2 separate regions of the Homo sapiens genome follow, and region 2 is linked to region 1. Evidence: chromatin loops called from intact Hi-C (ENCODE). Cell type or tissue: GM12878. All regions are shown on one strand. Links, peaks and the distances in the headings refer to the core of each region. The heading gives the core; the rest is flanking DNA. Region 1 overlaps LOC105371457 (a long non-coding RNA gene). Region 2 holds the start of FCRL4 (Fc receptor like 4).

The links. Hi-C counts contacts between places; a loop is a spot of excess contacts. Peaks named below come from ENCODE experiments on the same cell type or tissue, not always from the same donor. Only the 100,000 strongest peaks of a DNase experiment are listed, where the experiment ranks them.
Region 2: it touches region 1 in a loop (2.9-fold over the local background); 2 of 110 quality-filtered maps call a loop at or near these places.

What each region holds. Positions count from the first base shown.
Region 1 is chr1:157,648,471-157,659,881 of GRCh38, reverse strand. LOC105371457 (a long non-coding RNA gene) reads left to right here. Exons shown (of 3, transcript XR_922184.3): 2 at 5,608-5,703; 3 at 6,671-7,698. Among named protein-coding and RNA genes, the nearest start is that of FCRL3-AS1, 41 kb to the left of the region's middle. In GM12878, for the core only: no CTCF peak of the experiment used is centred there; a DNase peak (open chromatin) is centred at 6,561; H3K27me3 peaks cover 436 bases.
Region 2 is chr1:157,591,973-157,603,383 of GRCh38, reverse strand. It overlaps FCRL4 (Fc receptor like 4), which reads left to right and starts at 5,299. Exons shown (of 12, transcript NM_031282.3): 1 at 5,299-5,470; 2 at 7,036-7,056. The coding sequence starts at 5,440. In GM12878, for the core only: no CTCF peak of the experiment used is centred there; DNase peaks (open chromatin) are centred at 4,963, 5,243, 6,852 and 7,833; H3K4me3 peaks cover 336 bases.

The DNA.
Region 1 (11,411 bases), core at 1,907-9,906:
CTCAGGTTGAGACACACAAGAAAAGGGATACACAAGAAAAATTTTACTGGTGTGTTGAAATGTTACTAGGTTATGGTCAGGAGAGGTTGGGAAAGGAAACTTGTGGCAGGGGCCAATCTTACCACACTGTTGCACCTGGTTGTCTGGGTAGGATGCTCTCAGCCTGTTTGTGGGTTGTTGAGGAAGCAAGAAAATATGAAGTTTTAAAATATACAATACAATATAACTTTGTCAGATAAATGCCTACCAAGTATTTTCTCCCATTTGGTGACTTGCCTTTACAGTTTCTTAACCGTAATTTGTAATTTCAAATTTTTTCGTTTAATGGAATTTATCATTTTTTTCTTGTAGTTCATGCCTTATGTGTCCTGTTTAGAACTATTTCTCTGACCAAATGTCATAAAGATTTTCTTATGAAATGTAATATTTTTAGCTCTTGTGTTTAGCTATGTAAGGCATCCTAAGTAAATTTTTATCACGGCATGAGGTCAGGGTTGATGTCATTTTTTCTCCCCTGCAAATATCCAATGATCTTAGCACTCTGTTTTGAAGATTACCTGTTTTTTGTTTTTCCTTTGAATTACCTTGTCATTGTTGTCAACAACCAATTACCTATATAAATGTGGGTGTACTTCTGTATTATTCTCTTCCATTTATGCTAAAGCAGGGAACCCACTTAGAGATGTTTCTTTCCCAGGCTGCAGTGCAATGGCGTAATCTTGGCTCACTGCAACCTCAGCATCCTGGGTTCAAGCGATTCTCCAGCCTCAGCCTCCCGAGTAGCTGGTATTACAGGCGTCCACCATCCTGCCTGGCTAATTTTTACATTTTTAGTAGAGACGGGGTTTCACCATGTTGGCTAGGCTGGTCTCAAACTCCTGACCGCCAGTGATCCACCAGCCTTGGCCTCCCAAAGTGCTGGGATTACAGGCGTGAGCCACCGCTCCCGGCCTATTTGTAGTTTTTTTGAAAAACCTTCATACTCTTTTCAATAGTGGATATACTAATTTATATTCTCACCAATAGTTCCTTTTTCTTTGCATCCTCACCAGCATTTGTTACTTTTTGTCCTTTTCATAACAGCCATTCTAACTGGAGTGACATGATGTCTCATTGTGGTTTTGGCTTGCATTTCTCTGATAATTAATGATGTTGAGAATTTTTTCATATGCTGGTTTGGTCATGTGCATGTCTTCTTTTGAGAAATGTGTATTCAGATTTTTGTCCATTTTTAAATCAGATTGTTTTTGTTTGGTTCATTTTTGCTGTTGAGTTGTTTGAGTTCCTTGTATATCCTGTATATTGATCATTTGACAGACGAATAGTTTGTCTCTTTATTCTGTTGAGTGTTTCCTTTGCTGTGCAGAAGCTTTTTAGTTTGATAAAATCCCATTTGCCTATTTTTGCTTTTGTGGCCTTTGTTTTTAATGCCTCATTCATAAAATTTTTGCCTGGACAAATGTCCTGAAGTATTTTCCCTTTGTTTTTTTTTTCCCAGTAGTTTTAGTTTCAGGTCTTACATTTAAGTCTTTAATCATTTTGAGTTGTTTATTGTATATGGTGAGAGATAGGTGTCTAGTTTCATTCTTCTGCATATAAGCATTAAAAGCTATCAGTTTTCCTCCTAATGCTCATTTAGCTGTGTCTCACAAATATTGTCCTCATTGATATGGTTAGATTTAGGCCTTCCATCTTATTATTTGTTTCTTGTTTTCCTCTGATTTTTATTTTTTTTTCTTTTCCCTTCCAGCATTCTTCTAGATTACTTGTACATATTTTAGTATTTCATTCAGTGCCAAATAGTTTCTAATACTCATTTTTTCTTCAACACATTGCTGTTTTAAAATATGTTGTTAATTCTCAAGTATTTGAGATTTTCCTGAATATCTTATTGGTACTGACTTATAATTTAATTACTTTGTGGTTGGAGAACATAATATTATTTCAGTCCTTTCAGATTTATCAGCACTTGTTTTATGGCCTGGCATATGGTCTCTCTTGGTGACATACATGTGCACTTGAAAATAATGTATATTCTACAGTTTCGGAATAGAGTGTTCTATAAATATCAATTAATTAAATCAAGAAAGTGGTGAGTGTTGTTCAAATTTTTTGTGCTTTTATCTCATTTTACCAACGGCTGAGAAAGCAATGTTAAAAATTTTTTACCATGATTGTAGAATTATTCTATTTCTGTTTTTATACCACAAATTTTTGCTTCATATATTTTGAGACCCTAGTAAGAAATGCACACACGTTAGTAATGTCTTCCTGAAATAGTCCCTTTTGTTAAAATAAAACACCTTATTTTTGTCTAATAATATTGTTTGTCTTAAAGTTTATTAATTCAGTAGTAATGTAACCTCTTCAGCTCTCTTATGTTTACTGTTTAAATAACATATCATTTTCCATCTTTTTTACTTTCAATCTGTTTGTGTTTTTATTTTTCAAGTGAGCTTCTTGTAAGCATCATATACTTTGGCCTTACTTTTTAAAATCTATTTAGATAATCTTTTCCTTCAGTTAAAATTCTTATACTATTCATAGTTAAGGTAATTATTAATATGGTTGAATTTAAAAAATTTTTATTTTCCATTTGCTCCACCATTTTTTGTTCATTTTTTCTCCTTTTTCTCTTTCGAATCATTTGAAATTTTAGTATTCCATCTTAATGTATCTGTTTTCTTTTTAGTAATACATCCTTGTATTGTTTTCAAAGGTTGATCTAGAGGTTACAATATACATTCTTAATCTTTCATGGCCTACTTAAAATTGATACTCTGCCTCTCCACTGAAAATGTAGAATCTTGAAATTGATAGGTATATATATGTCCACCCCTTCAATCATTTATAAGATGGTTGTCCTATCCTTTCATTTATATCCCATAAGTGTCCAATCATTTATAGGATGGATGTATAGGCATTATATCAATGTATGTTTTAAAAATCCCACGAAAAATTGTTATAATTTGTTAAGTACTTATATTTTAGATAACTTAAACAGAAAAATGCAGTCTTTTCTATTTTTCCCTAGATATTTACCACTTACAATGTCGTTAATTTTTTCTAATGATCCCCATTATTTCTAATTTCATTTCCCTTTAGCCTAAGGACTTCTTCTTTTTTTTTTTTTAGACAGAGTTTTGCTCTTGTCGCCCAGGCTGGAGTGCAGTGGTGCGATCTTGGCTCGCTGCAACCTCCACCTCCCGGATTCAAGCAATTCTCCTGCCTCAGCATCCCGAGTAGCTGGGATTACAGGCGCGAGCCACCATGCCCAGCAAATTTTTTATTTTTAGTAGAGACGCGGTTTCACTGTGTTGCCCAGGCTGGTCTCCGACAGGGACTTCTTTAGAATCTCTTGTAGTGTTTTCTGACAGTTAGTCTCTACATTTTGCTTTACTTATTTTTTGAAAAAAAAAAATTTGCATGCATTTTTGAAGGATATTTTTGCTCAATATAAAAACCAAGTTTGATAATTGTTGTCCCTTTCTTTAAAAATTTGTTTTTTCTCTGTCTACAATCAAGATTTGGTCTTTATCTTGGATATTTAGTAGTCTGGTTATGTTTTTGGTATGGTTTTCTTTGAATTTATCCTGTGTAGGGTTCATTGAACTTCTCAAACCTGTAAATGTATGTTTTTCACCAAATCTGAGGAGATTTCAGCTGCAATTTCTTTAAATATTATTTTATGTCCAATTTCTCTCCTTTTCTGCTGGGATTCCAAATATATGTATGTTACAGTTTTTGATAGACTTGATATTGTCCCACATGTCCCTAGTTTCTGTTTATTTTTTCAAACTTTCTTTCTATATTTTAGATGAATAATTTAATTGATATAGTTTTAATTTTATTGATTCTTTCCTTTGTCCTATTCATTCTACTGTAAGTCCATTTGGTAAATTTTTAAAATATGTTACAGACTTATTTCAAAAATTTCTATTTGGTTCTCTATTTATATATCTCAGCTGAGATTTCCTGCCTTTTTATTCATTTTATATATTTTTTAAAATCTCATTGAGTATAGTTATTGTGCCTACTAAAAAAATTCTCATCAAATAATTCCAACATCAGATGCATCTGAAGCTAGCATCTATTGATTGTCTTTATTCTGAAAAATTGAATTCATTTTCCTGCTTCTTTGTATGTTGAGTACTTTTCATTTTATCTTGGACATTTTAATGTTATGTTGTATAGATTCTGTGTTCTGTGACATCCAGCATGCTGTTTTTGTTTTTGTTTTTGTTTTTTGTCTTAGCAGGCATTTAACCCAGTTAGACTCAATGTGTAAGCTCTGCCTTTCCTTCCATAGGTGGTGGTTTAAATCTTAATTCAATTATTTAGTTCTTTGGTGTACTGCTTTTAGACAGTCCTGTGCTTATATGGCTCAGGTGTCAGCCTGAACTTGTGTATTTAACCACACAGAAAATTAAGGGACTTCCTTCTCTGGCTCTCTCCTCTATGGAATTCTCCCTCCACCTTCTAGTAACTGCGGTTAATCAGACTCCCTTTTTAGATCCTCTGGCCAGAAAGACAATGAGCTACCAAAAATCTTACCAACCTACAATATGCCTTCTCTGCTACAAAAAACAAATCCACAAATCAAATCTACAATAAAAATGGAAAACTAACTGCTATGCCAGTCACTTCTCCAAATTTCATTTCCCCACTACACCCTGGCTGCTCTTTTACTCTTCAGAATTCTCAGGTAGTCATTTTCTGTATTTTATGTAACATATAATTGTTACCAGTTGGATGGCTTGTCTGATTGTTACCAGTTAGATGGCTTGTCTGAAGGGAATTTACAATATTATTCCAGAAGTGAAATTCTAGCTTAACTATGAATGGACATATTTATACTCATTGGTCAGTAAGGTCTGCATTATTCAGGATGTATCTACATATGTGTGTATATGCATTTTACGTACTTGGACTGCAATTGTATTAAATGCTTATTTTACATATTTGAACACTTTTCATGCTTTAAAAATATTCTTCTAAGACGCGAGTTTAATAGCTTTATAATACTGCATCTATATACGTACCCTAATTTACCATTCTTCTGTATATTTTTGTTTTTTTGCTTTTGTAAAAACTTTGAGATGAAATCTTTTCCTCTCTTCCTCAGAATAAACTTTTATTGTGAAAAGTAGTATACGGAACTTTGCATCTCATAATCCAGAAAGTTTTTACATTGTATGGCACCAGCAGGAAATCATTTATGAGTTCCAACACTGGGTGCTGTACTTTCTTTATTGTTTTTGCAAAAATGATAACAGAAATTACATTTTATTGTTTAAATTTTAATTTACTTGACTATTAGTGAAGTAGAATATAATCTTATGTGTTTCAGGGAGTGTTCTTTTTTTAATCAATAGTCCATTTAGGATAAAAATTTTTCACATTTTCAACAAGTTAAGATACTCTTTTCCTAACAAATTATGTGAGTTTTTTAATGAACTAAGGATAGTAATCTTTAATTAATTATGTGTGATATAGATATCTATGGTATGTCTTTTGCCTTTTACTTTTGTTTATGGTATCTTTAACCTACCAAGGTTATTTAATAGATTATGAACATGTGCTAATTTACCAAGATATCTTGCTTAGCCATAGGTTAAGACATGAGGACTTCTACTGAAACTTCTCTAAATATGGAACCAAGACTTCATCTGAGTTTGAGATTAAGAGAAGAAATTATCACAGGTAATGTGGAGACAAGTCACTTCTCCAATTGTGTTCTCTAAAGTGTGGTGTTTTGATGGTCAAAACCTCATAAAATTAGGTCCAGGAGAGAAAGAATTAGAAATAGGAATTGCTAACAGAAAAAGACCATTTCAGAATCATGGACTGAGGGTTACCGTTCAAGAGAACTATAACCCTTGGGCCACCCAGTCTATAGAGCAGCTTCATTTTTTGCAAAAGTGAATATGGTGGCATATAGATTAAAGTATTAATTATTTTCTGTGCTACACACTTACAGGAGAAAACTCTTAATATCCAAGACAAAAACAGTGCCTTGCTGATGAATGAAGAGACATGTGTGTCAAAAATATAACTGACAAAAGGCCGGGCATGGTGGCTCACGCCTATAAACCCAGCACTTTGGGAAGCTGAGGCCAGTAGATTGCTTGAGCCCAGAATTTCAAGAGCAGCCTGGGCAACATGGCAAAACCCCAACTCTACTAAAAAATAAATAAATAAATAAATAAATAAATAAATAAATAAATAAGAATATAACTGACAATGTAGGAGCCTCTTACAGGTTCCCTTGATGCTTCAGTTTCCTCTGTTTACTCTGCTTTTTGTGGTAAAATCATATTTACAAATTCTTCTCTTCCTGACAATTATAAATTCTTATCTCTCCCTTCCTTGGATTCGTTGAGTGAACCTATCTACACAAACTACTCTTAAAATGGACCTTTACCCTCTTTCCTGTCCATGGGCAATTACTGTGATTATTCTTTAGCAGCTACTGTTTCTTCAGCCCTTCTGCTAGGATAGGGCTGCTTTACATACACCATGTGGAGTCAAAAAAGAACAGAGAGAAGTAGTCACAAAAAGAGGAAGTAGTGGTTAGTGGGTTCTTGAGAAAGTTCTCCAAAGGTTACAAACTGAAAAGATTGAAAAATTAACAGTTCTATGCTAATCTCTGGTGTCTCCTTTTTGGCAGCTCCATGAGGAAGAAAAAATAATCTGTGACTTCTGTACCTTCTTCATGACCACCGGGCAAGACTGACTCTCTGACCAGTGCACAGGAGACTCATCAATATCTATCTAAGCCCTTTCTCTCTAACAGCTGCCAGAGTTTGGTCTTCTATCATCTCAGGCCAAGGAAGCGCAGTGGTTACACTCATCTCCACTCCGGTCACCTGCTTTCCATTTTATGCGAGCAGGTCCTGCCTTACAAAATAAACGTATCTGCTGAGAAATGCCAATGAGGGAGACAGAAGAGATCTTCAAAGGGAAAGGCAGATTTTGTAAGTGGTTGTTGATGGACCAAATTCCATGTTATAAATCTTCTCAGGGTGCAGTAGTTGATATAACTCCATTGAGATGGACCCTGAAAACAAATATGCACAAAAGGAATTTTACAGATAAATCCGTGTTCCATGCCTAGAATAAAGTAATACCATTATAATCATTATCTGCTTTCAATATCCAACCCTGCCATTTAGTTTCAGCTTCAGGTCCACCGGATCCTTCAAATATTTCTTCATACAATCTCCTTTTGTCCCTCAGGACCTGTTGGAAAGAAAGGCGTCCAATGCTAATAAGGAAAAGAGAAGAGCCTTCCTCTCCATGCAGGTTTAAGTCTACTGAAAGTGGAAATTACTCTTTTATTTATAAATACTGATAGGACTCTTTTGGTAGCAGGGAACATGGACCCACTTATGCAACCTTAAGTAAAAACGGTAATTTATGGTAAAGGAAAATGGATAGCTGTCAGAATTCTAAGCAGGAAGGTCATAAACAAGCTGGAATCAGAAAGTGGGAGGTTGTTGGGATCCTTGGAACTACCTCGACCCTGCAATCAGACAGACTCCTCTACCTGCCCTCTGTGTCCTTGGACAAACTGCTCAACCTCCCTATGCGTCAGTTTCCTCATCTGTAAAATGGGAACAATGATATCCATCTTTTAAGATTTTTGTGAGGATTGAATGAATTAAACAAGTAAAGAGATTGGATCTAGGTCTGAAATTTGCTAGCCACTCAAATACTAGTTATTTCATTGGTTGTTTCATATTTTCTGCCCACGTATGTTGACTTCTATTTTGTTTCTTTTAAATAATTTGCCACTTTCTGAAATTGTCTAATTTACCTAATTGCTGACTTGTAGAGCATGGGTCTTCTCCTCTAGTATTTAAGGTTTATCACACCCTCAGTAGAGGGAAGGCAATGAGTGTTCTGCTACATGTCCTGTTTGCTGGAGCGGAGAACTTTCAGCCTGTTTCTGACCCAGTCCTCTGAGTACCTCTGCTCTGAAAGTTGTAACTGTCTCTCTTTCCCAGGGCTGTTTCTATCTCCTTAGCCAAAAAGCCAGACTTCCTAGCCCAAGGAGGGGAGCTCAGTGAACCTCAACTATAAGGCTGAATCAATCAGGATTAATGTAGTTTCAAGCCAGACTGAGTAGATGACCATTACTACTGCTACTACTTTAAGTTCTGCCCCCTTTGAAGGATTTCCTTCATCACTTTCTTTCAAGAACAATACTAATTGTGGTTGCAGTAATACAACAGTCCACTTCCAGTTTTGCTAACATATTTTACTAAATCATCTGTGAAGCAAGCCCTGGTTTTCCTTCTGTAGTTATCTAGTTAAAAGGAGTTCCACATGAGGCTATAGATGTGAACTGCAGGAGAGGAGGGAATGCAGTAAAAGTTGGTACCTTAGCAGTCTGAGCCACCTGCTCATACAACTTACTTATGCCTTGTTAAACCCAGTCATATATACATCATATATATATAGATGTATTGCTGCTGTGCATGTACAATCTTGTGGCTACATAAAACCCCACTCATGATGAGCAGTTCGAATTGCAGATTGCGTGGTCACTTGATGTCCCATGTTAAGTATTAAGTTTTTAGTAAGGTCTAGGCAAACTTGATGCTGTATCCTAAAAGAACATTATCTCCAGAAGAGAGTATAACTTTTATCTAAAATTCTAGAAGTCTGTGCTCTAATTTTCCTTTTCTGACCCTTAGAAGCACTATACAACATCCATATTTTCTATAGTCATTTCAGGCTACATCGGATCTACCACACCACAAGTCTCAAGTGGTCAAGCAGCTTTCAAGGCAATCTGGAATTATTGCAGAGCCTTCTCTTGCCCTGAGCCTCACTCAGAATTAATAGTGTTATGGGCTCCTCAGCAAATGGGTAAGAGTTGTGCACGTAAATGAGGATATATTGCATACAAATTCCAAAGATATCCACCAGGTATTGTGCCTCTTCTTTAGTAATAAGAAGGTGCAAGATGCAGCAATTTGTTTTAACTCTGAAGACATTCTGACATGTGAATAACAGCATAATCTAACTTATAGGGGTTTCCTGAGAAGAAAATGAATTCCTTAGCCCAACACATGACATTAAGTAAGTGCTTAATAAGTATGAGCTATGATGATGATGACAATTATGTTTATTATTACTACCATACTTGAAATTTAAGCAAGACTGCATAGAGAAGGCCTTTTTAGATTTCCAAAACCTTCCCTTCTCCACCTCCCAACTGCAACATACTGCAATCAGAGGAGTAAAAGAATAGAAATAATGTCTGAGGTAGAAGTAATTGTATCTATATCTCTTCATAAAAAGTAGATATCAAATTCAAGAAGTCAGTTCTACCTGTGCAAACAGTTGTTATGTGCTGAATCATTTTACATGTAACAATATGTTCCAGTAAAGTCTTAGACCACTTTATGGTTTTTAACAAAAATGTGACAGAAAGTGTCCTCACTCCGTACTGATTCCATATGTTTGTGTGAACTTGTAGTCTGGGAAGGAGTGTGGAGAATGGCTCGGGGAACAGTGACCTCCACCTACAAGAAGATAAACAGGTCTTTGGGATTGAAGAACTTAACCCTCCTTAATTCTAGAAGAAATAGCTCTTTAGGAGCCTCTATGGGCTCTCTAATAGACAACTAATCTCTACTTTGGAAAAGAGAATAAATGTCTTGAGTTCAGCAGTCAAAAGCACTGATGGATGGACCTGGAATGAGAATGAGGGGAAAGGAAAGAAAAATAAGATTTGGGTCAAGGAGGAAGGTAGTCATCTGCTCCTGAACAGATAGTGCTCCTCAGTGTCTCCCTGACACTGTTTTCAGGGCCTGTCTATATCTCAGGAAGCGCCAGGGTCATTCAACCGTAGAATCCACTACTGGGAAGACCATTTTACATTCTTTCCAAAGAAGCTTCCTGGACACTGTTATGGTATCATTGTCACCCACAAGCTTCAGAGCACTGGCCACACACTCAGCCATGGAACTGTCATAGAAGAAACCTGGGATACTTGTAAAATCGATGGAGCACTAAGGACCCACTGGGTGAGGAAAAGCTGGGCAGTATATACTCTGGAAGTGGACTGGAGCAGTTTAGTGCATGCCAAGTTTGAGACAAATAGTCGTCTCTTTTTTATTTATTTATGTATCATATATGCCAGGCACTATTTGAAGGGCTTTCACATATTAACTCATTTAATAGTGATGAAGAAGTTGAGATTTTTGCCCAAGGAGAGAGCCAATAGCTTTTAGAGCATAGGACTTTTTGCAAGGTGTAGGCAAAATAGAATCTATAAGGAACCAAATGGTATATAGAAAATGGCAGATAAGAAGTACTCTCGAAAGATATCAAGTTTTTAGATTCTAATAGGAAATAGAGGACATGTTATTCTCTATAAAGTCTTTCTACCCTTATTAGACTAGAAATTACATAAAGATAAGGATCATGTCACTTTTGTCAATACTGTGCAACCAGTGAAACACAGTGAATACTCAGTAGATAATTGTTAAATGAGTGAATGAAGTCCCCCAGACACAGAAGCTAAGGAGACTTGAAACTTTCTAACAGGATAGCAGGTCTTAAAGTTCCTGGATAGCTTCTTGTCTACTTCAGCCATAATGTCACCCTGTATTTAAGAAGACTTAAAAACAAGAAAACAACTTCATTTCCTTAGGACCCATGGCAGAAGAAAGGCAATTAGCAAATAGCAGTATCCTTGGCTTCCCTTTTTCGAAATCTTCTAGGCAATGCTCATGGGTGCCACTGTGGAGAGCATCTGTACTCAGACCTGAATTGTATGGTCATTCTCCAAGATAAACTTCCTTTGGGTTTTCCAGGACAGGTCCTCATGTTGCTGTGGCCTTTGATGCTGGTTCTAGGTGAGTGGACACCGTGAATCTAGACCTGGATTGGGTGGGCACTGAGCGCTAACCTCAGATGCTCACAAAATCTTCTGTTGTATTTTGTCCTAAGGCAGTCTCTAGGCTGAGAGGGGACTGGGCAAATGTTTTTGGACTATAAGCTCCTGGCCTCTTAAATAAGAATTTAGCAGCACATCAAAACCAAAATGATGATAATAGAAATGTTAGTATTTGTTGAGTGCTCACTAGTAATTTATATGTTTTAATCCATTTAAATCTTTACACTAAATACTACCAAGTAGGATTTGTATCAGAATTGAAGACTATATGGAAATTCACTGTTATTATATGAAAAAAAAAACACATCAAAATGCTAAGTAAAAGAAACTATGTTGGTTAGGCACAGTGACTCATAATCCTAGCACTTTGGAAGGCTGAGATGTGCAGATCGCTTGAGCCCAGGAGTTTGCGACCAGCCTGGGCAGCATGGCGAAACCTCATCTCTACAGAAACAATTAGCCAGGTGTGGTGTTGTGTGCCTGTAGTCCCAGCTAC
Region 2 (11,411 bases), core at 1,319-9,318, 56 kb after region 1:
AATGGAAAATAAGTATCTCCCTTCCCCTTCTAGGTAAGTGTTCTGTCCCTCCCTAACTTTTGCAGAGGCCCCGGCAACAGTGCAAGTTGAGGTCTTCCTAGTATAGATCTGAGGATTTAAAAGTTATAAATCAGCCGGGCGCAGTGGCTTAGGCCTGTAATTCCAGCACTTTGGGAGGCCGAGGCGGGCGGATCACGAGGTCAGGAGATCGAGATCATCCTGGCTAACACAGGTGAAACCCCGTCTCTACTAAAAATATAAAAAATTAGCTGGACGTAGTGGCGGGCGCCTGTAGTCCCCACTACTCGGGAGGCTGAGGCAGGAGAATGGCGGGAACCCGGGAGGCGGAGCTTACAGTGAGCGGAGGTTGCGCCACTGAGCTCCAGCCTGGGCGACAGAGCTAGACTCTGTCTCAAAAAAAAAAAAGTTATAAATTAATCTAATAAGCTAATAAGATGTGTTTTATTCTCCTACTTTGACAAATATACCTTCATAATGACCTAGAAGTCTGGGTTCAAATATAACATTTTAAGATAATGGGAATTTTATACTAGAACAAGGTATGACAAGGAAAGCAGGCTCTGGTCTCCTGTTTCAAGCTTACAGCTTCCTACTTTTATTCCTGCTCGCAGCTCCATCCCATAGTACAATACATTGGAACGAGCCAGCCCGCACATCCAAGCTTCTGACACATCCCTCAAGCAGCACTGCCTTGGCCAACCCTCAGGAAAAACTGACCAAATATAGCTAAATGTTAATAACTGATAACTCTCAGTGAAGAGCAGGTAAGTATTTATTGTACTATTCTTGCCATTTTTTTGAAAGGTTTAAAATTTTTTGAAATAAAAATATTGGGGAAATGAAAGTTTTCTTGTTAACGTCTCCAAGTAACAAAATGGATTTGCCTTCAGCTACATAGCTTGTAAGTGATGAAGCAAAACCATAGCCAGGCCTTAGAGTTCAAATCTGGTGTCCATTTCACACCCTCTACTACATAACTGTGGATCTGTGAATCTGGAATAGAGGGCACTAACAACCTGCGATTCTGTTCTCACTTTGGACAAGTTTTTGAGCAAAAAGATCTGTATGTTCATGAAGATAGAAGAGTCTCGACTTAGAACAAGAAATCATCTCGGAAACGTCTCTAAAACAAAAGGAGATTATATTTTACCACTGAAGGCTAGAAATATTATTATCTGTAGTCATGGAAAATAAAATGCGGCTTCTAGATGGCACCAGCCTACAAATAAATGTAATTGAGCTTCTTCACTGCCTTTTCTTTGAAGTTCAAAGTTGATTACTCCAAGCGGCTGTTCCTCCATTACTAACAAATGGCTATAGAAATCATTACGTATACAGCCACTGATTTGGGAGAAGAGTCTTTTAATAGCAAGAACAACAAATTTATCTTTCCAGTATTTTTCCCACCCATAAAGCACTGACAAGACCACAGACTCCCTGTCACATAGTTAAAAATGTATGATTCTCCCGTAGTAGTAAAGACCATACTCAGCACTCAGATCTTGGTTTCTAAATATCAGTCTCTACTGAAAGGAATTGGGGCTCCTTGAAGAAGTGGCTGATTCTAGAGTTGGGGCAGGAAAATGTAAGATGAGCCAGGAGCATCTCGTAGTGCCAGACAGTACAGAAATGTTCCAACAAGGAAAATGATGAGAGTTTCTCAAAGGCACAAAGAAGAAGCTGACCTGAAAGAGCTCCCAATCACCAAAGCTGGATCAATTTGAGCAACAAAATATATAAAGCATTATATTGTTACCAAAGTTTAAAGTAAATATACAAATCTATAGTGATATAAATAAATGATTGAATGGATGAATACATGAATAAGTAAATAAGAACAAGGAGACAAATCCCCCTACCTCACCTCTCACCCTGACTGTGGGCTGGACTTGCTCCCAAACGAAAGAATATAGAAAAAGACAAACAGTAATTTTACATCGAAGAAACCTGGCAAACACTACCTTAACCAAGTGATCACAATTTACATTACCAGTGATAAGTCATGTTGAGATTCCATACCCCCAATGTGATGAGAAGGACACTCTACCGCTGTAGTATTCTTTGTGAAAACTCATAACCCCAGTTTAATTATGACCAAAACGTCAGACAAACCCAGATTGAAAGACGCCGCAAACTACCTAGCCAGTACTCCTCAAAACTGTCAAGGTCATGAAAAACAAGGAAACACTGAGAAACTCACAGATGGAGAAGAGACGTCTGTGAGCAAAGATAGCTAAATGTAATGTAGTATCTTAGAGGGGATACTAGAAGAGGAAAAAGGTGTCAATGGAAAACTGAAACAAGCTGGATAAAGCCTGTAATTAATAGTAATGTAGAGACGGAGCAAAGATAACTAAATGTAATGTAGTATCTTAGAAGGGATACTAGAAGAGGAAAAAGGTATCAATGGAAAAACTGAAAAAAGCTGGATAAAGCCTGTAATTAATAGTAATGTAGAGACGGAGCAAAGATAACTAAATGTAATGTAGTATCTTAGAAGGGATACTAGAAGAGGAAAAAGGTATCAATGGAAAAACTGAAAAAAGCTGGATAAAGCCTGTAATTAATAGTAATGTAGCAATCTTGGTTTCTTAGTTTTGATAAATGCACCCCCATGATGTGAAATGATAACGGTAGGGGAAATTGAAACAGGTGAGGGCTTCCTATATGGGAACTCTTTGTATTATCCTTACTATTTTATATAAATCTAGAATTACCCCAAAATGAAAATTTATTTTTTAAACTGTAAAGGTTTAAATGTTTTTCAAAAAAAAATTAGAAAAGTTTAAAAATTTCAGTTTCTTACATTCTCATTGAAAACAATTATTTTTGTCCTTTGTTAATATAAAATCTAAAAGTTCCTGGTTAGTCAAGCAATTGCTTAATAAATCATGGTATATGTACTTCCTGGCTGATGTTTCAAAGTACTAACCACACTTCTGGCACCAATAACTAAAATATTTCTGTCAGTGACTTAAATACCACAACAAAAATAGTACTTGACTGACGTAAACTTAAACATTTACACAGTAGTTGTAAATAAATATGATTTTTGTGTTTGGACATCTTGTATAACATCATAAATGTGAAATTTTATTTTGCTAATTGAAATCTATTCATTCAGCAAAACTTATGGTAGAAACAAGAAAACAGGCAATATGATTTCAACTTCCCTCAATCCTTAGTCAGTCAATAAATATTGGAGTTCTAAACTCATGCTAAATACTATTTTCCAGTGTTATAAGGAATACAAAAATGTTGGTAGGATATTATGTCAATTATAAAGTGCTTTTTAGTTCATTATACTTGTTACTTCTAGTATTACAGAATAGTTCTCAGCATAGGGACTAAGCTGAGAGTTCTATGTCATTAATGTATTCATACAAACATCAATAACAACATCCACTTCAGCTGGACATTATTTTTATCTCCTTTTTACCAGTGTGAAAGAGGCTAAGTACTTGACCAGAGTCACCCAACTAGCAAGAGGTGAAGTCAAGATTTCATCCAGATGTGTGGGATTCTGCAGATCAGGTTCTTGACTGCCATTTTATACCCTTGCTCCTCCTGGGACAAATGAAGGCAGCTGAAAGATGACAGCACGGTCACACGGCAAGGAGACAAAGGACCCATGTGCCGCCTTGACAGCTCTATGTCTTTATGGTTCCTTGTGTCTATGTCTACTCTGGCCCTTACCACATTGACTTTTTTAAAGTCTTTAAGAGAGATGCACTTTATTCACCTTTTTATTCTTCTAAGGCCATGGACATTGTCTAAAATATAGTTGATGTTCAATACAAACCCTAGTTAGAAAATAAATTATTACAGATATATAGAAAAACATTATATTAGAAAAATACAGACCACTCTTAATCCATCCTATGTCTATTATCTATTCACAGATATCTTGATGTGATGGTGATGGTCACGATAACTGCCTTCCATCTTAGTGCATGCTCATCTCTCAGTCCTAGAATGATATTCTTTCAGCTTGGATGTTACTTCCTCAGGGAAGCCTCTTATGCATCCCCAGAACTGGGTCAGATTTCCCTCTTAGTGGACTCTCAGAAATTACATACAATTCACTTCTATGTAATTTCCTGTTGACTTGCTGTCTTCTCCACCAGAATGAAAGCTTTCCAAGTCTTGATTAACACTGTACTTCCAGCACCTGGCACCATACCTGAAGCACCATGGTGTTTCTTTTTTTTTGCCATTAACATTTTATATATATATATATATATATATATATATATATATATATATATACACATACATATACACAAGATAATAGCATAAAAAAGTTTTAAAGAGTTATACATACCAAAATATTATACGTACCAAAAAACGTCACTACGGATTTTTCCATTTTTTTCTTAATTTTTTTTTTAAGTTCTGGGATACATGAGCAGAGTGTGCAGGTTTGTTATGGGTAGGGAGAGCATTAGGTGTTTCTCAAAACACCAAACAGCATGTTGCCCAGTGTGAAAGAATCCAAATGGCAAAAATCAAAATTTAATAGAATTATTTAAATACCCACTCTGACTTCCTGACGTGAATCGCTTCTCAAGGCTAAAGCCATCATATTTTCAGAACTCTCTAGCCTCTTGTCTTTCAAGGAAATCACAACTTCTTCTCTCTGCCACCAGATACCAGGCATATGTATTTCAATCAATATATATTTGCCAAGACATTCCTGTAGCAAATTTTGGATTCTAGGACATTAAGTAAAAATGTTATGGCCTATTATCTAGGAAGAGCATGATGGGGCTATAATTTACTCCTCAGCTTGCCTTCTACTCAGATCAAAAGTTGTGGTTTCCCCCTGGACTGATGAGTCAGGATATTTTCATATATATCAGACAAGGTGAGAGTTGTCTTGTGATTGAGATGTTTCATCAGGTCTACAGACGGCCTGCTGGAGGTGTTCCAGTAGAGGTATCAGCGGTCAGAGGAGGCCTTTTCTGTGTTGAATGAGAAATTCTTCATCTCTGGGGATATTCAGGGACATCCTTAGATTATGTGGATTTCAATAGGCCTGCAATCTCACCTCATCTCTAGTAGCAGAGAGAATAGGTTGTGATTTCCTTGAAAGACAGAGCCTAGAGAGTTCTGAAACTAGAGTAGCTTTAGCCTTGAGAAGTGATTCACCCCAGGATGTCACAGCAGTACTTAATTCTATTAAATTTTGATTTTTGTGGTCTGGATTCTCTCACACTGGTCCACATTGCTGTTTGGTGTTTTCAGAAAGATTCCTCTACTTCCCCCTTTCACTTCATTATCTCAATCAGCTTTATGCAGAGAAGAAGCTTACTGAGCTCACTGCTGGTGCTGGTGTAGGCAAGTGCTGCTTTGGCAATCTGGGCTGACCTGGCTTGTCTCCTCAGAACTCCTTCTCCAATCCTGGAGCAGGCTTCCATGCTGCTGTGGGCGTCCTTGCTGGCCTTTGGTAAGTGATGGGGAGGAGACCTTTGCTTGCTGCAAAGCTGAGCCTCACCATGAGCAAAAGCCCTCTTTTCTGCTGCTGCAATCATGGATTTTTACTCCCATTTTAGAACAGCAGAAAATGAACAAAAAGGAAAGATAATGATTTACTGGTAGAAGGGGAAAATGATAATAATTGATTTCCAAAGATGTATTTCTCATCTATTTTTGCTATGAATTGCCTATGGAAAATCATTTTACCCCCAAATGGACTTATTTTGTTTATGCAAAAAGAAACCTATGGCTAGGTTCAGTCCCTACGTCACAGAGCATGAGGACCCAGAGGAAAAGATGGACTGAGTTATTTGTGAAGGATAAAGTCCTGATTGTGAACTCAGGTAGAAAGGATCACCTGCTGAGAATAGTTATTTCCTTCTCTGTATTCTAAGTTCAAACCTGTTCTGATGTTTGCAAAGAGCATGAGAAGAGAAGAGATAAGATGATTTCCCTTTGATTTTTTTCTTCCTGCTTTTGTACCACTTGTCAGTGTTTGTCCAAATGAGGCACGGATTTCCTAGTTGCTCAAACTAGGGAATTAAAGAACAGTCAGTCTTTTGTTCATTAAATATTTATTAAGCGTATTTGTCTAGTTCCCACCTGATCCCCAGACCCCAACTAAGGGAAGACCTATTAGTGTGATTGGCACATGATAGGAACTAAGGAGTGAGTGGATGGGTATACTTGGCATGCCACACTGCTGGGCACCACAGAGGATGCAGAGACCTGAAGGACACAGATTCTGCCCTCAAGAGGTGACATTCTCAATAGAACCTCAACGTACACATGCAAGAACATCTGACTCGACAATATGAGAAAAATATTACACAAATAGTTACAGGATAATGTGTGAGGATGTCAGTTAATTTGTGCTAAGCCCTGGCTACATCCCACTTTTCTAAGGGCACCCCATGTATAAATGTATCCAATTCTCTAACATTTGATCAGGTGGAACTTTTATAACTCCCATTTACAAATGAGGAAATGAAGGCACAAAGATGTTGGTCTTGTCCCTGAGGTTTATGCAGCTAGTACAGTGGCAGAGTCAGGATTCGAACCCATAATCTAACTTTGGAAACTAGGCTTTTAACTACTACCCTCTACTGTCTGTCTCATTTTGAGTTCCAAATTAGCTATGATAATAAGTGTTCTGAGTCAAGAGAAGAGGAATCAGCAGCAGCCCCATACTAAAAAATTAATGACAGCAGCCATTAATTGAAACCTTACTGATCTAACTCATTACAGTATTACTATGAGGTCGCTTTCATGAGCCTCATTTTTCAAATGAGAAAACTGAGACTTGAAAGTTCATGTGGTTTGCCCTGGGTCATACAGCTAAAATTCAAACCAGACTGTCTGAGTCCACAGCCTGAGCGTCTGGCCACTGTGTTTCCCCGCTTCCCTGGGATGGATGGAATGGAACGTGTTTCTCTTCCTCTTGGTTGGAAGTAGCATATGAGTGTATGGGCTCTCAGGGTGAATAGTTCGGGACTCTTCGCCTACGCTGATGGCTGGCTCTTTACTCTCTTTCAGCTCCAGTCTGTGGACAATCTGGTAAGTCCTTATTTTCTTTGCTCCTTTATGTCTCTAGATACCCTAATAACTATATTTTATCTCAAATACTTACAAGAGTCCCTGTTGTCCATTTCATCCTTTTCCTGAGTGCTGCAGGGATGTAGAGACATCAGCTCGTGTGGTGACTCTGACCCTAAGAACCAGGCTATTTGGGGGTGACTCTCTTAAACCAAAACTGCCATTGTGCTGGCTAAACATGGCAGGGCCTGGGATATGTGTCACAGCGTCCACAGGAAGAGGAGCTGTCACCCCGCCTGATGTGGGATTCTAGCCAAGCCTGATGGAATGCATAGCATCCCAAGAGGAAAAGGGTAGAAATAAGCCAATACTTCAGAGGGGGAGGCTGGGGCTCCAGCAGCTTTTCCACTAACCATGTGTAACAAATTTATCCCCAACTTCTGCATCCCATGGAGACACACTTCTCTGTTAATAGCTCAAATTATGATGACTCTGAGTCTCCATCTATCCTACTGGTCAGCAAAAAGTCCCATCCTCTATAGGCAGCTGCCTCACAGGTGTTTTGGCCATTCCTATAGAGCACCCTAGGAGCTGCTGGAGCCAGCAAGGGCCTTGGCCCCCTTGAGGTGCACTGTCTCTTGCAGCTCCTAACTCTGCTGTTCTTCCCCTCCTCGGTGCCTTGGACACAGACTATTTCCCACACACCCTTCCTGAGACAAGATTATAACTTGGCAGACTTTGCTAATGGTTCTAGAATGGGGAAATGAAATACAAAAAGTGCCTTGAATTAACTGCAGCTAGGGATGTGGTTAACCTCAGAGCCCATCAACTCAGTCTCAAACACACGAAGGCCATGAAAAGTTATGTCCCTTCCTGGCCATAGGGCCACCTGCACATAGCAGGGGCAGCTTCCTCAGAGCAAAGAAGAGTCTAGTTGCATACATCAAAGGAAATCAACTCTCCTTCCCTCCAGTAGAAGACCTATTGCCTAAGTCCCAATGGCCCTGCATCCAGGTGCTTCCCAGGAATATAGCTGGTAGGGTTTTCTATTCTCTTCAGCAGAAACACAGCCCCATTCCCACTGATGACATAGAGTATTCTGTCCAAACCTTTAAAGACAGAATTTTCTTTTTAAAAAGTGTCTGCAGAGGCTGGGCACAGTGGCTCATGCCTGTAATCCCAGCACTTCGGGAGGCTGAGGTGGGTGGATCACTTGACGTCAGGAGCTCAAGACCAGCCTGGACAACATGGTGAAACCTCATCTCTACTGAAAATACAAAAAATTAGCCGGTTGTGGTGGCACATGCCTGTAATCCCAGTTACTCAGGAGGCTGGGGCAGGAGAATCACTTGAACCCAGGAGGTGGAGGTTGCAATGAGCTGAGATCAGGCCACTGCAGTCCAGCCTGGGCAAGAGTAAGACTCTATCTGAAAAATAAAATAAAATAAATTCTGCAGAGACACAGAGATGTTTCACCTTACCAAACAGAACATTTAGCTTCTTCATGTAAAACATGCAGTTGGGTTATTTTACAATTTTCTTTTTCCCCTCAAACAGAGGAAGGGCATTTTCTTCACATTTAGATGTAACTAAAAGATCTATTTGGGAAGTTCTTCTGGGCAAAGGCAAGAATGTTTAAAGTTTTAAGCTTTAAAAAAGTAATTGCCTGAAAATCTTTAAATGTAGACAGTCCTCATCTGAGTAAAAAAGGTTCCAAGGAGAAAATAATTTATTCTATTAAAAATTTCATAGTAAATAGCAATCCCCAAAATTGAGATTTTATTTTTGAAAATTAATACAAATGAAAACAATTTGTTTTATTTTCTACTTCACAGAAGTTACATTACCACAGGCAATTTGTAGGGCAAAGCATGAATCTAATATTGACTTTTCAAAATGTGGTAGCTGCCACAGCTCCAGGCATCATGACTTTGTTCAAGGCAGAAAATGGGGAGAAGTAGGGAGACAGGTGGAGAAGGGAAGTGAAGCTGTCAAAGAGCACCCAGTGTGCATCTCTTCTTTCAAATAAAGGAAGAAGATTTTCCCAGAATCCCTATTCCCTAGTCCATCCCTAGCATTATTTCTCTGACATCCCTTTATTCAGACCTGGATCATGTAGGTGGGAAAGTTAATACTTCATTTTTTCAAACACATTAGTGGGCAGAAGGTTAGAGAGAAGAGCATTGGGACTGACTTTTGAGAGCCAAACAAGTGTTTTCCCTATTATAGATTTCTCCTTCATAATCGTTAATAGGTCTTGCTCTGCCATACTCTTTAGTGATTTTATGACTCATCAGAGCAGTGGTTCCACATAACTTTTACCGAGTTTATAAATTACTGCATCTTCAACAGAATCTAAAATAGCAATCAATTTTCATTTGTACACCCATTGAAAGATTAGCCTACCAAAGCACTTATCTTGGAGAAGGCTAGATAGTAGTATTATATTGGTAAGGACGTTTGAGTGAATGTTTCTAATAGTGAATAATTTGTGTTGTAGTTACTTTTGTTGTTAGCCGGCACAAAGTCAGAACTACAAAACTCAGAAAATAAACATTCAGATTAAAAAGAGCCTCGGAAACAGTTTCTTCTTAGAAGATATATAATTAAAAACAAAATCTCCTCCCAGCTCAGAAATCTTCTCTACAACGGTAGTAGAGAAAGTAGGTATTATTGAACAACAATAAGCCAGAATATGATGAGCATCACAGACAACCCACTAAGAAGCTGCAAAGTCAGAAAGGAATTCCACCCCCTCATACAGCCAATTAGATACAGCCCATGCATACATGTTTTCAAGATAAACAATAACTAGGCCTCAAGTAAGAGGGCCTGACAGCAACTTTTCTTCTACTAGTTCATCTTAACTTTATCCTGGTAACTGGCGAGACAACCTGTCTTAAGTAACTGAAGGGAAACAAACTTCTGTCTTTACAACAGCAGGTAGTTTAGCACATTGGAGAAAGCTGAGCCCACCAAAGTTAGGTCCTTACTCTCCCACAGGAACTGAGAGAGACGGAGGAACTATCTCTCTAGATGTTTGTATTCAAAAAGGTGGTTCCCAGGACTTCCCTGGGTTGTGAGCCAGGCAATAGTCTTATTTTTTTATTATTATTATACTATAAGTTCTAAGATACATGTGCACAACATGCAGGTTTGTTACCTATGCATACATGTGCCATGTTGGTTTGCTGCACCCATCAACTTGTCATTTACATTAGGTATTTCTCCTAATGCTATCTGTCCCCCAGCCCTCCAACCCCTGACAGGTCCCAGTGTGTGATGCTCCCTGCCCTGTGTCCATGTGTTCTCATTGTTCAATTCCCACCTACAAGTGAGAACATGCGGTGTTTGGTTTTCTGTCCTTGTGATAGGTTGCCGAGAATGATGGTTTCCAGCTTCATCCATGTCCCTACAAAGGACATGAACTCATCATTTTTTATGGCTGCATAGTATTCCATGGTGTATATGTGCCACATTTTCTTAATCCAGTCTATCATTGATGGACATTTTGGTTGGTTCTAAATCTTTGCTATCGTGAACAGTGCCACAATAAACATATGTGTACATGTGTCTTTATAGTAGCATGATTTATAATCCTTTGGGTATATACCCAGTAATGGGATGGCTTGGTCAAATGGTATTTCTAGTTCTAGATCCTTGAGGAATTGTCATACTGTCTTCCACAATGGTTGAACTAATTTACACTCCCACCAACAGTGTAAAAGCCTTTCCATTTCTTCACATCCTCACCAGCATCTGTTGTTTCCTGACTTTTTAATGATCGCCATTCTAACTGGCATGAGATGGTATCTCATTGTGGTTTTGATTTGCATTTCTCTGATGGCCAGTGATGATGAGCATTTTTTCATGTGTCTGTTGGCTACATAAATGTCTTCTTTTGAGACGTGTCTGTTCATATCCTTTGCCCACTTTTTGATGGGTTTTTTTTTCTTGTAAATTTAAGTTCTTTGTAGATTCTGGATATTAGCCTTTGTCAGATGGGTAGATTGCAAAATTTTTCTCCCATTCTGTAGGTTGCCTGTTTGCTCTGATGATAATTTCTTTTGCTGTGCAGAAGCTCTTTAGTTTAATTAGATCCCATTTGTCTATTTTGGCTTTTGTTGACATTGCTTTTGGTGTTTTAGTCATGAAGTCTTTGCCCATGCCTATGTCCTGAATGGTATTGCCTAGGTTTTCTTCTAGAGTTTTTATGGTTTTTAGGTCTTCCATTTAAGTCTTTAATCCATCTTGAGTTAATTTTTGTATAAGGTGTAAGGAAGGGATCCAGTTTCAGCTTTCTACATATGGCTAGCCAGTTTTCCCAGCACCATTTATTAAATAGGGAATCGTTTCCCCATTTCATGTTTTTGTCA